2 separate regions of the Homo sapiens genome follow, and region 2 is linked to region 1. A link is an interaction called in ENCODE POLR2A ChIA-PET data of the cell type or tissue named here. Cell type or tissue: MCF 10A. All regions are shown on one strand. Each heading gives the region's core, and the rest is flanking DNA. Links, peaks and the distances in the headings are about the cores only. Region 1 has its middle 120 kb from the start of LINC01344. Region 2 overlaps GLUL (glutamate-ammonia ligase).

The links. ChIA-PET counts read pairs that join two places held together with the same protein. Peaks named below come from ENCODE experiments on the same cell type or tissue, not always from the same donor. Only the 100,000 strongest peaks of a DNase experiment are listed, where the experiment ranks them.
Region 2: POLR2A ChIA-PET joins it to region 1 with 12 read pairs; 4 of 35 experiments call an interaction of 5 or more read pairs at or near these places.

Annotation. Positions count from the first base shown.
Region 1 is chr1:182,191,853-182,197,238 of GRCh38, forward strand. No RefSeq gene overlaps it. Among named protein-coding and RNA genes, the nearest start is that of LINC01344, 120 kb to the right of the region's middle. In MCF 10A, for the core only: no CTCF peak of the experiment used is centred there; a DNase peak (open chromatin) is centred at 2,239.
Region 2 is chr1:182,376,080-182,381,465 of GRCh38, forward strand. GLUL (glutamate-ammonia ligase) reads right to left here. Exons shown (of 7, transcript NM_001033044.4): 7 at 2,019-5,386. Among named protein-coding and RNA genes, the nearest start is that of GLUL, 13 kb to the right of the region's middle. RefSeq lists a silencer at 5,095-5,386. In MCF 10A, for the core only: no CTCF peak of the experiment used is centred there; no DNase peak of the experiment used is centred there.

The sequences.
Region 1 (5,386 bases), core at 319-5,318:
AGGAAAGCAGGCCAGGGAAGGGGAGGAAGCCAAGCAAAGTCCCAAGACAGCAGCTGCAGCCTGATTCCCCAGGGGGAACTCTGGGGTGGAAGTTGCATCTCAGAGTCTGTCCTGATTTGGGGCAAGGAACTGGACTTTCATACTTCTGCACTAGTCCTGGGCCAAGGATGCCCGGGGACATTATATTTTCAGCTCTCTGCTCTGGGCAGCCCTAGAGCAGTCTTTTGAAGAGAATAGCAAGGGCAGGCAGTTGGAAGCAGAAGCCCACATTTATATGAGGAAAGGTGCACAGAAATCTACAAAGAATCCAAGAGGATCTGGGCAGAACACCAACAATGTTTGCTACAGAAGATAGGATGTGAACAAATGTGCATCTTAAAAACAATGGAATAGCAATGGAGGAAATGGGCATCAGTGTAGGCTTCACGGAGGAAGTCAGGTGGCCTTGAAAGGATCGGCAGAAGAAATGCTTCAGTCAGGGGGAATATGGTGAGCAAAGTGAGAGGATCAATGTGAAACCAATGAGAAGACAGAAGGGACAGCCCCATGAGTAGATTGCTATCATTGGCTGTGGCCAACTTCTGAGGCAGAGAAGCTGAAGCCACCTTAGAGGGACTTTCTGTTGGAAACGCTGATTGGTTGATTCTTACTCTGACCCAGGGTCATTTCTTGAGTCCTTTGTGGCCAGCTTCTACTCCAAGGTGACATGCCACAACCAGGGCAGGATGATGGTGGCTGAAGCAGAGCCCCCAATTGTAGGCTCTGGTAGAGCTGGGAGGGCTAAGTTAGCCATGCAAAAAGTTTCAACTTTGTCCTATAAGGTCCAGGGAATCTTGGAAGGCTTCTAAACTAAGGAGTGATATAATCTGACCTGTGCTTAAAAAGGGTGACCCTGGCTAAGATGCCTGCACATTTTCTTTACTAGAATGGGTACTTTTCTTTTTAACCTTTACTGTGGGACTTCACTCCCAAAAGACATCTTTCTGTCCCTATCTGTCTTAATGTCCTTGGACTGCCATAACAGAATATATCACATACTGGGTGGCTTAAAAAACAAATTTATTTTTATACAGTTCTAGAGGCTATAAGTCTGAGATCAGGGTGCCAGGTCAGGTTCTGGTGAGGGTCCTCTTCCTGGTCTGTGGATGACCACCTTCTCCATGTGTGTTCATGTGGCTTTTCCTCGGTGTGGGTGAGCAGAGAGAGAAAGAGACAGACAGACAGACAGAGACATACAGAGAGAAAGTGAGAGCACCTTCCTGTCTCTCTTCCTCTTCTTCTAAGGACACTAACTGTGTCAGATCAGGGCCCTACCCTTATGGATGTATTAGTTCATTCTCACGCTGCTATGAATAAATACCCAAGACTGGGTAATGTATAAAGGAAAGAGGTTTAATTGACTCACAGTTCCATATGGCTAGAAAGGCCTCAGGAAACTTACAATCATGGCAGAAGCTGAGGGGGAGGCAGGCACCTTCTTCACATGGTGGCACGCGAGAGAATGAGAGCTGAGTGAAGCTAACAAAACCATCAGATCCTGTGAGAACTCACTCACTATCATGAGAACAGCATGGGGGAAACTGCCCCTATGATTCAGTTATCTCCACCTTGTCCCACTCTTGACACGTGGGGATTACACGATTCAAGGTGAGATTTGAGGTGGGGACACAGAGTCAAACCGTATCACTTCCTTTAGCCATAATTGCTTTTGTAAAGGCTCTATCTCCAAATACAGTCACATTGGGGGTTAGAGCTTCAACATATGAATTTTTAGAGGACACAAATGTTCAGCCTATAGCATCATCCCATAGATTTCTTAAATAGTTGGAAATATCCCAGAGACTTACATGCATCAGGACTCATAACAGCAGTCAAGGCTTAGCAACAGCAGGTAAATTCAAGAGTTACTTCAGCCCAGCTATTGACCTCATGTGATTATCTTCTTTAACCTATCCAGACCATCAGTTTATCTCAGTTAAATTTGTACTGCCATGGCACATATATTGGGAAAAAAAATGTGCTACTTAGATTTCCCAAGGAATTTGTATTTCATCTCCTAAAGCTGACACTGGGAGTTTATCAGGTCCAGAGTTCAAATTCTGGCTTTCCAACTGATCATTATAGAGCTGGCTTCCTTGCTGGCTTTAGCATCTGGAGTTGCAACAGATACCTCGGTGCCTGAAACATGTTTATGAAATCTATGAAACCACAAGCCAGCTGTCCAGTTCCAATGTGAAGCAATAGATACTCTTGGGCTACAGTGCCTTGGTTGTAGCACGTCACCTTGGAGGAGGAGCTGGCCTCATCAGACACAAGAAATGAGTCTCAGGTCCCATGAAATGGCTCATGCTTGTATACCAACACTTTGGGAAGCCCAGATGGGAGAATCGCTTGAGGCTAGGAGTTCAAGACAAACCTGGGCAACAAAGCAAGAGCCTATCTCTACAAAATTGAAAAAATTAGCTGGGCATGGTAATGCGCTCCTGTAGTCCCACCTACTAGAGAGGCTGAGGTGGAAGGATTGCTTGAGCCCAGGACATTGATGATGCAATGAGCTATGATGGCACCACTACACTCCAGCCTGGGGGACAGAGAATGACCCTGTCTCTAAAATTAAGAAAAAAAGAGAAAGAAATGAGTCTAAGGCAAAGTAAAGAGCAACCAGTTTCCAACAGAAGGTCCTTCTAAGGTGGAAATTAAGGCAAAAAATGTAAAAAAAAAAAAATAGATTTTATAAACATTTTTACTTCAGCTTTGTTGGTTTAGCCTAATAACTTTCCTATCTTTTTTAACAGATTTCTTTAAATTAAGCATATTTGCAATTCAAATAGCAAAAACACTACGTAGCTATTAATTAGTACATACACTTGATCTATAATAAATTCTTAAACACTAAATAACCAAACACTAAATATAGAAAACACTAAATAGCCAAAATGAGACCATCTCCATCCAAAAACATAAATAAAAACCAGACATACCCTGTAAACAATATTCTGCATTATTCCTTTTCTCCAAAACTATATTTAAGTTTGGTTCTTGATATTTTTCACTATGTTCTCCCAACTGTTGTGTGGGTTCAGCCATGCTTTAAAAATATAGGTTTTTTCAGATCTTTTTCTGATTACAAAAGCATATATTTTTATGTCAAGAAATTTAAAAAATTTAGATAAGCATAAAGAATAAAACATCTATAACCACGGTTAACATTTTGCTGCCTTGTTTTTAATTTCTACATGTAACACTCACTCATTTATTCATTCATTCATTCATTCATTCATTCATCATTTACTCATGTTTCCAACAATTACATTTATTGAGCTCTCAAGAGGAGCTTACATTCTAGTGGAGAGAGGGAAAAATGAACTGGTAAATCAAAAGATAAAAGACAGGGTAGTGATGAGTTCTATGGTAAAAACAAAGCAGGTGATATGGTATCAAGTACTACTTAAGTTGAAACCTGAATGATAAGAAGAATCTAGCTTTGTGAAGATCTTAAAAAAGAACAGTCCAGGCTGGAGGGACAGCTGGTACAAAGCCTTAGAAATACAAGTACCCTTTAGCCAGAAATCCCGCTTGTAAGAATGTGCTTGTAAGTATGCAAAGAAATCATTATATGGATAACAGATATATATATAGATGATAGCTAGCTAGATAGATAGATATAACCACACTCTTGTTTATAGTAACAAATGGATACAAATAATCTATCACTGGGAATTTGTTGAATACTTCATGGTGCTTCCATAAAATGGATCATCTTCCAGTTGCTAAAAAATGAACTGGGTCTTTCTCTACATGCTGACATGGAAAGATCTCCAAATGCCAACTCAGGATCCCAAGCTGCTTGTGTCCAGTGGTTCTGCCATTCACTAAAGCCTCCTTGAAATCCTCCACTGAGTTCCTGCATTTGGTTCTCCAACCAGCAGAGAGAGAGATTATGAGGAGGTTGCAAAAGAAGGTTCAGAAGCCAGGCCTGGATGGGGTACACATCATGTCTACCCACATTCTATGAAGTCTCATGGCCCCACCTACATGATTGGGAGGCTAGGAAATGTGGAGGAGCACTTGTGTATTAGTTTCCTATTGCTGCTGTAACAAATGTAGTGGCTTGAAACAACCTAAATGTATTCTCTTACAGTTCTATAGTTTGGAAGTCCAACATGGATCTCACTGGCTCAAATCAAGGTGTTGCCAGGATGGCATTTCTTTTGGAGGCTTTAGGTTAGAATCTGTTTCGTTGTATTTTTCAGCTTCTAAAGATTGCCCACACTCATTGGGTTATGACCTTCTTCCTCTCTTTTGAAAGCCAGCCAGCAACACTGCATTTCTTATCAATATTGACACCTTACCTACTGAATATTGCTTTGGTTCTAAGATTCAGGGTTTTGTGTTTCTGTGGTTGTTTTATTATATGCATCTCTTCCCAACTGTATGTTCAGAGACATCTCATTGGTAGCTTGAAGTGGCATGGTGGTCTTCAGTATGTAGATATTGGGGTGGGTCATTATTCTAACATACTGCTTGACATGGTCATTTAGTGAGACTTCAGGATCAAAAGGTATGATGTTCTACAGCTTTTAGTATCCCCATCAACCAAAAACCAATTAATTTCTACCTGTTATCAAAGAAGGAATGCTTTAATTGGTCATTGCCAATTTTGTTTTTTAGTTTATTTTTTTCCTAGAATATCACAACAGGGATCCTCTTCTCTTTGATTCATTGATGGATTCCAATATCCTAACAACACATGATAGATGTTCAATAAATATTTGTAGAGTAAATGAATAAGATCTGCCTGAAGCTAAGCCACTATCTTCCTGGTAGGTGATTCCACTAGGCTTTCTCCATCATTTGTATTACAAAATCTTTGTAGGAAAAGAATTAAGCTCCTCTCAATAACTCTTTCTTCTGCAGACTCATAGTAATTTACAAAATACCTATATTATAAGGGTGGCAATTATCTGTTATGGTAATTTATCTTATACATGTGTGACTCTTCCGCTGTAATGGAAGCTCTTAGAAATCAGGGTTGGTGTCTTTGTTTTGTTTTCATGTTTATTTCCTTCTCAAAAGTAATATTTCCTTTATTTTTATTATCTATTCCTATGAATGTGTTACATGGAAAGCTGAAAGAATTGACCTTGCATATGCTTCTTAGCTGGAGTGCAAGCCCCTTTGCAGCAGGTGTGATGGACAAAGCTGTACTCCAAGACTGTGACAGTCCTCAGCCCTGTCAAGATTTCAGGCTCAGCACATGTTCGTTGAAGGAATGGTGTTGGCTTTCCCTTTGAAAACCTTGGAGGGACTTCAGCAAAGGCCAAAAGAGGAAAAGCTGAATTTCCTCCTAAAACATTTCATGGTCCCTGCCTCCCACACATATAGG
Region 2 (5,386 bases), core at 224-5,223, 180 kb after region 1:
CTCTTGTTGCCCAGGCTGGAGTGCAATGGCGTGATCTTGGGTCACTGCAACCTCACCTCCCAGGTTCAAGCGATTCTCCTGCCTCAGCCTCCTGAGTAGCTGGGATTACAGGCATGCGCCACCACACCTGGCTAATTTTGTAGTTTTAGTAGACACAGGGTTTCTCCATGTTGGCTAGGCTGGTCTCGAACTCCCGACCTCAGGTGATCTGCCTGCCTCGGCCTCCCAAAATGCTGGGATTACAGGTGTGAGCCACCACACCCAGCCGATGCTTTTAAATGATATATAAACCCTCAGGGTTAGAAAGTGCTGGGCTGAGTTACCTGAGGATGATGGTTATATAGCTTTAGGACTCCTAAAGCACAGAAGCCAGAGCCCTGGAACAGAGAGAAATGGTTCTTCCTAACCTGAAATAAATGTATGCTAAATCATTTTATGATTAAATATTCCTATCACTACTAATATAAAATGCTGCCTCATATGCCCCTCCCTACCCCTCCATGACACCCAAATGCTGTGTTAAAATATGGCCAGGCATGTTGGCTCACACCTGTAATCCCAGCATTTTGGGAGGCTGAGGTGAGCAGATCACCTGAGGTCAGGAGATCAAGACCAGCCTGGCCAACATGGTAAAACCCCGTCTCTACTAAAAATGCAAAAATTAGCTGAGTGTGATGGTGCATACCTGTAATCCCAGCTACTTGGAAAGCTAAGGCAGGAGAATCCCTTGAACCCAGGAGGCAGAGATTACAGTGAGCCGAGATCACGACACTGCACTGCAGCCTGGGCGACAGAGCAATACTCTGTCTCAAAACAAAACAAAACAGCTTGTTCATCTTTTTCCAACTTCTCCAACACTGAATTCAGCTGTGAACCTTGATGACAAATAACCAGTCATAAGTTGGAGGAGCTCTTTTACCCTCTAAGGTAGCACATTTAACCAAAAACTGCTTAACTTCAATATTGGGTGTGATGGTTCACAGCATAAAATTCCAAATTTGGAAGGAATTTTGGGGATGTCATAGCTTATCTCAGGCTGATTTTGTAAAGAATGGTGTCAATTCCTGGAGGAGTGAATCACTTAATGACACAGATAATCTAAGTATATTCCCAACCATCCTCTTCCAAGAGAAGGGAAGAACCTGGAAACTCAGCAGCTTCCAGGACATAGCATTTCAGATGACCACCCCAAAGGCCCTGCATTTGGCATCAGGAAGAGGAGGATATTTCTGAACTAAGTAATTTGGAATTTACTGCAGGAGTGAGGCAGCTCATACACAAACCTTTAATACCTATGATTAATACTATGATTAATAGGCCTCACACCCCAGCCTTCTACCTACTTTCTTTAGCCAGTGACATAGTAGTGACCTTTCTCTGATAATGTAAACAACAAACATTTATTGAAGGCTTCCTTGGCTAAGTGCTATGCCATAGCAGTATTTATATAAAAATGTTAATAGATTGGTAGTTTCTGGATCTTAGGCCCACCTAGGAATGAGCCTGGTGGTAGATTGTTTGAAGAGATGGATCCTCTCTTGCAAAGGAAGCTCTGGAAAAGTGCATTCTCTTACTGTACTGTCTCTCTAAATTTAGCTAATTAGATCACAGGTTCCTTCCCAGAGTCCAGGCAAGTGTTCACTTCTTCCAAAAAACGAAAAAAGGAATCCTTTTCCCTCTCCTCCCACAATGTGATACTACATTTCATTCTGTAGCCTTATTTAAACAGTTACCAAAACAGCTCACAAAATCATTTGAGAATAAACTGGGATACATAGCAATGGGCCCAGGAGTCCCCTTCCTTTTGGTGCTGCCAGTGACAACCTTTAGCTATAAAAGGAGGGTCATAAAGGAGACTTGACCATTCACTTGACCACCCCTCATTCATATGCTTTCCCCAACACACCAAACTAGTGCCTATTTGACCCCCATTTCATTTGATTATTAATTTTTTCACATCTTAAATGCTGATTCAATTTACTGTCAATAGAGGAGTAAAACAGAGTCACAGAGAAGGAGTTATTCTAAACCTTTATTGAAAGGCAAATGCAGAAAGCCTTCAACACAGAGGATAGATTTAGTGACTGAGGGCCCACTGGAGTTTAACTAATAGATCTGCTGACTACGCCGTACAGTGGAGGAAACACGCTGCAATCTCAAGACAATGCAGGTAACTCAATCTGAAATCCATCAAAAAGAGGACAACTTGCTCAGGTACAAGGCCCCTGAAAAGTAACTCATCAAATGACAATAGGAACTGTGTGGACACTCCCTCTGTAACATGCACTAGGATATCACTCTCCTATATTAGAGGAGCTCCAAGCAGTGTATCATGCTCAAATATTTATTAATTGACAGTGTCCGACAACCTCCTGTCCATAAAGCATGGCAGAGTGGGTAATTAATTGGAAAGAGTTGGCAGTAGAACTTTAAGAACAATTATACCTTCTACATCTTACCACTCCCCATTCCTAGTGACAACTTTCTCATCTCGGCGAATTCTCTTGTGTACTGTTTCTGGAACATATATTACTAAATTCCTGTCTCCTTTACAAAATGCTGTATCTTGGGCAAAAGACATATGTATTGTGCTTGTATTGTGTATCTAATGTGTACATATATGCATATTCTCACAAATATGGTATACATTTATATTATGCATGTGTATGGACATATATCTGCATATTGTAAAATGAAATAGAATTTTTTTTTTCTTGAGATGGAGTCACACTCTGTTGCCTAGGCTGGAGTGCAATGGTGCAAGCTTGGCTCACTGCAACCTCCGGCTCTTGGGCTCAAGCGATTCTCCTGCCTCAGCCTGCCACTCGGCAGGGTGGGATTACAGGTGCTCACCACCAAGCCCGGCTAATTTTTGTATTTTTAGTAGAGATGGGGTTTCACCATGGTGGCCAGGCTGGTCTCAAACTCCTGACCTTAAGTGATCTGCCCACTTTGGCCTCCTACAGTGATGGGATTACAGGCTTGAGCCACCATGCCCGGCCTGAAGTAGAATTTTTTTAAATGAACGGTCGGAGATCGAGCTAAAGGCTATAAAATGGCAGGGTTCTAATCAGCTCAGATTGTTTTCAGTAGAAATGTACGCAAAGTCTTTGGAGTTAAATGATGAACTGCCACTTATTTATTTATTTATTTGTTTATTTTTTGATATGTCTCACTCTTTTGCCCAGGCTGGAGTGAAGTGGAGTGATCTTTGCTTACTGTAACCTCTGCCTCCCTGGCTCCAGCGATCCTCCTGCCTCAGCCTCCTGAGTAGCTGGAATTATAGGCACCCACCACCACATCTTGCTAATTTTGGTATTTTTAATAGAGACAAGGTTTCACCATGTTGGCCACGCTGGTCTCGAACTCCTGAACTCAGGTGATCCACCTGCCTTGGCCTCCCAAAGTGCTAGGATTACAGGCTTGAGCCACCACACCCAGCCTAAACTGCCAGTTTACATCAGTTATAATTTTTTTTTGTTTTTTTGAGACAGGGTCTCACTTTGTTGCCCAGACTGGAGGGCAGTGGCACAACCATGGCTCACTGCAGCTTCAAGTAATCTTCCCACCTCAGCCTCCCAGGTAGCTAGGACTACAGGTGCATGCCACCACGCCCAGCTAATTTTTCGTATTTTTTGTAGAGATGGGGTTTTGTCATGTTGCCCAGGCTAGTCTCGAACTTCTGAGCTCAAGTGATCTACCTGCCTCGGCTTTTCAAAGTGCTGGGATTACAGGTATGAGCCACCATGCCCAGCCTCAGTTACAACTTTTTTTTTTTTTTTGAGATGGAGTTTCCCTCTTGTTGCCCAGGCTGGAGTACAATGTTGCAATCTCAGCTCACTGCAACCTCCGCCTTCCAGGTTCAAGCAATTCTCCTGTCTCAGTCTCCCAAGCAGCTGGGATTACAGGCATGTGCCACCACGCCCGGCTAATTTTTTGTATTTAGTAGAGACACAGCTTGTTTCACCATATTGGCCCGGCTGGTCTCAAACTCCCGATCTCAGGTGATCCACCTGCCTCGGCCTCTCAAGGTGCTGGGATTATAGGCATGAGCCACTGTGCCTGGCAGTTATAACTCTTAAAGCAACACAAGGCTCTTGGTAGCCTGATTACAATGAGAATTAATTAAGTACACTATTTTCCACAGTACACTCCCACGAAGTTTTTAGTGCTGCCATAATGTTTGTAGTAAAAAGAATCAACATTTTCAATTTGTTTTTTGGGGTTTTGTTTGTTTTGTTTTGTTTAGGCAAGGTCTTGATCTGTCACCCAGGCTGGAGTGCAGTGGTGCAATCACAATTCACTGCAGCTTCAATTTCCTGGGCTCAAGTCATCCTCCCATCTCAGCCTCCTGATAGCTGAGACTACAGGCGTGCAATTTAAAAAAAAATTATTTTGTGGAGTCTGGACCTCACTACATTGCCTAGAACGGTCTCAAACTCCTGGGCTCAAGAGATCCTCCTGCTGCAGCCTCACAAAGTGTTGGGATCACAGGCGTAAGCCACTTCACCTGGCCTTGATTCTTTTTAAGCTCAATAAAAATGGAACTTTGTCTTGCTGTCATGGCCAGAGTTAAAATACAGTCAAACAACAAAGACCTCATAGAGTTAAAGCTCACAAAACTGATACTTAAAAATAACTTATTAAATAAGTATTGCAGGCACTACAACAGGTCTCAAGATACAGTGGTGAGCAAGAAAAACAGGATCTCTTGCTTTCATGAAGTTCAACTAGAAAGTCCTGTCGAATGATGAGACATCTTTCTTTGGGGCAGCAAGTTACTTTCACTTAGTGGTAAAAGGGCCAAGAATAGTTCAGGAACTTCTCATCCACTTGTCTACCCTTCTACACAGACAGCAGCACAGATCTGGCTTTTTACATGGCCCTAGGCCGGGTGCAGTGGCTCACGCCTGTAATCCCAGCACTTTGGGAGGTGGAGGAGTTCAAGACCAGTTCAAGACCTCACTTTGGGAGATCAGGAGTTCAAGACCAGCCTGGCCAACATGGTGAAACCCCATCTGTACTAAAAATACAAAAATTAGCTGAGCATGGTGGTGCACACCTGTAGTCTCAGCTACTTGGGAGGCTGAGGCAGGAGAATCGCTTGAATCTGGGAGGCAGAAGTTGCAGTGAGCCAAGATTGCGCCACACTATACTCCAGCCTGGGTGAGAGTCAGACCCCGTCTCAAAAACAACAAAAGGCCCTAGACAACACCCATCCATGGAATTCTTTCAAATTCCCTATAGCTTGTGCTATCAGTTGTTATTTAGTACCTGGCAAGATGATATTAGGGGAACTCATATTTAAGGAGTTCATGGAGACCTCCTTTTGTAAATACTGGCCTGACTCCTTAAGGTTGAAAGCTTGGTCATTATTCTGTTTAAT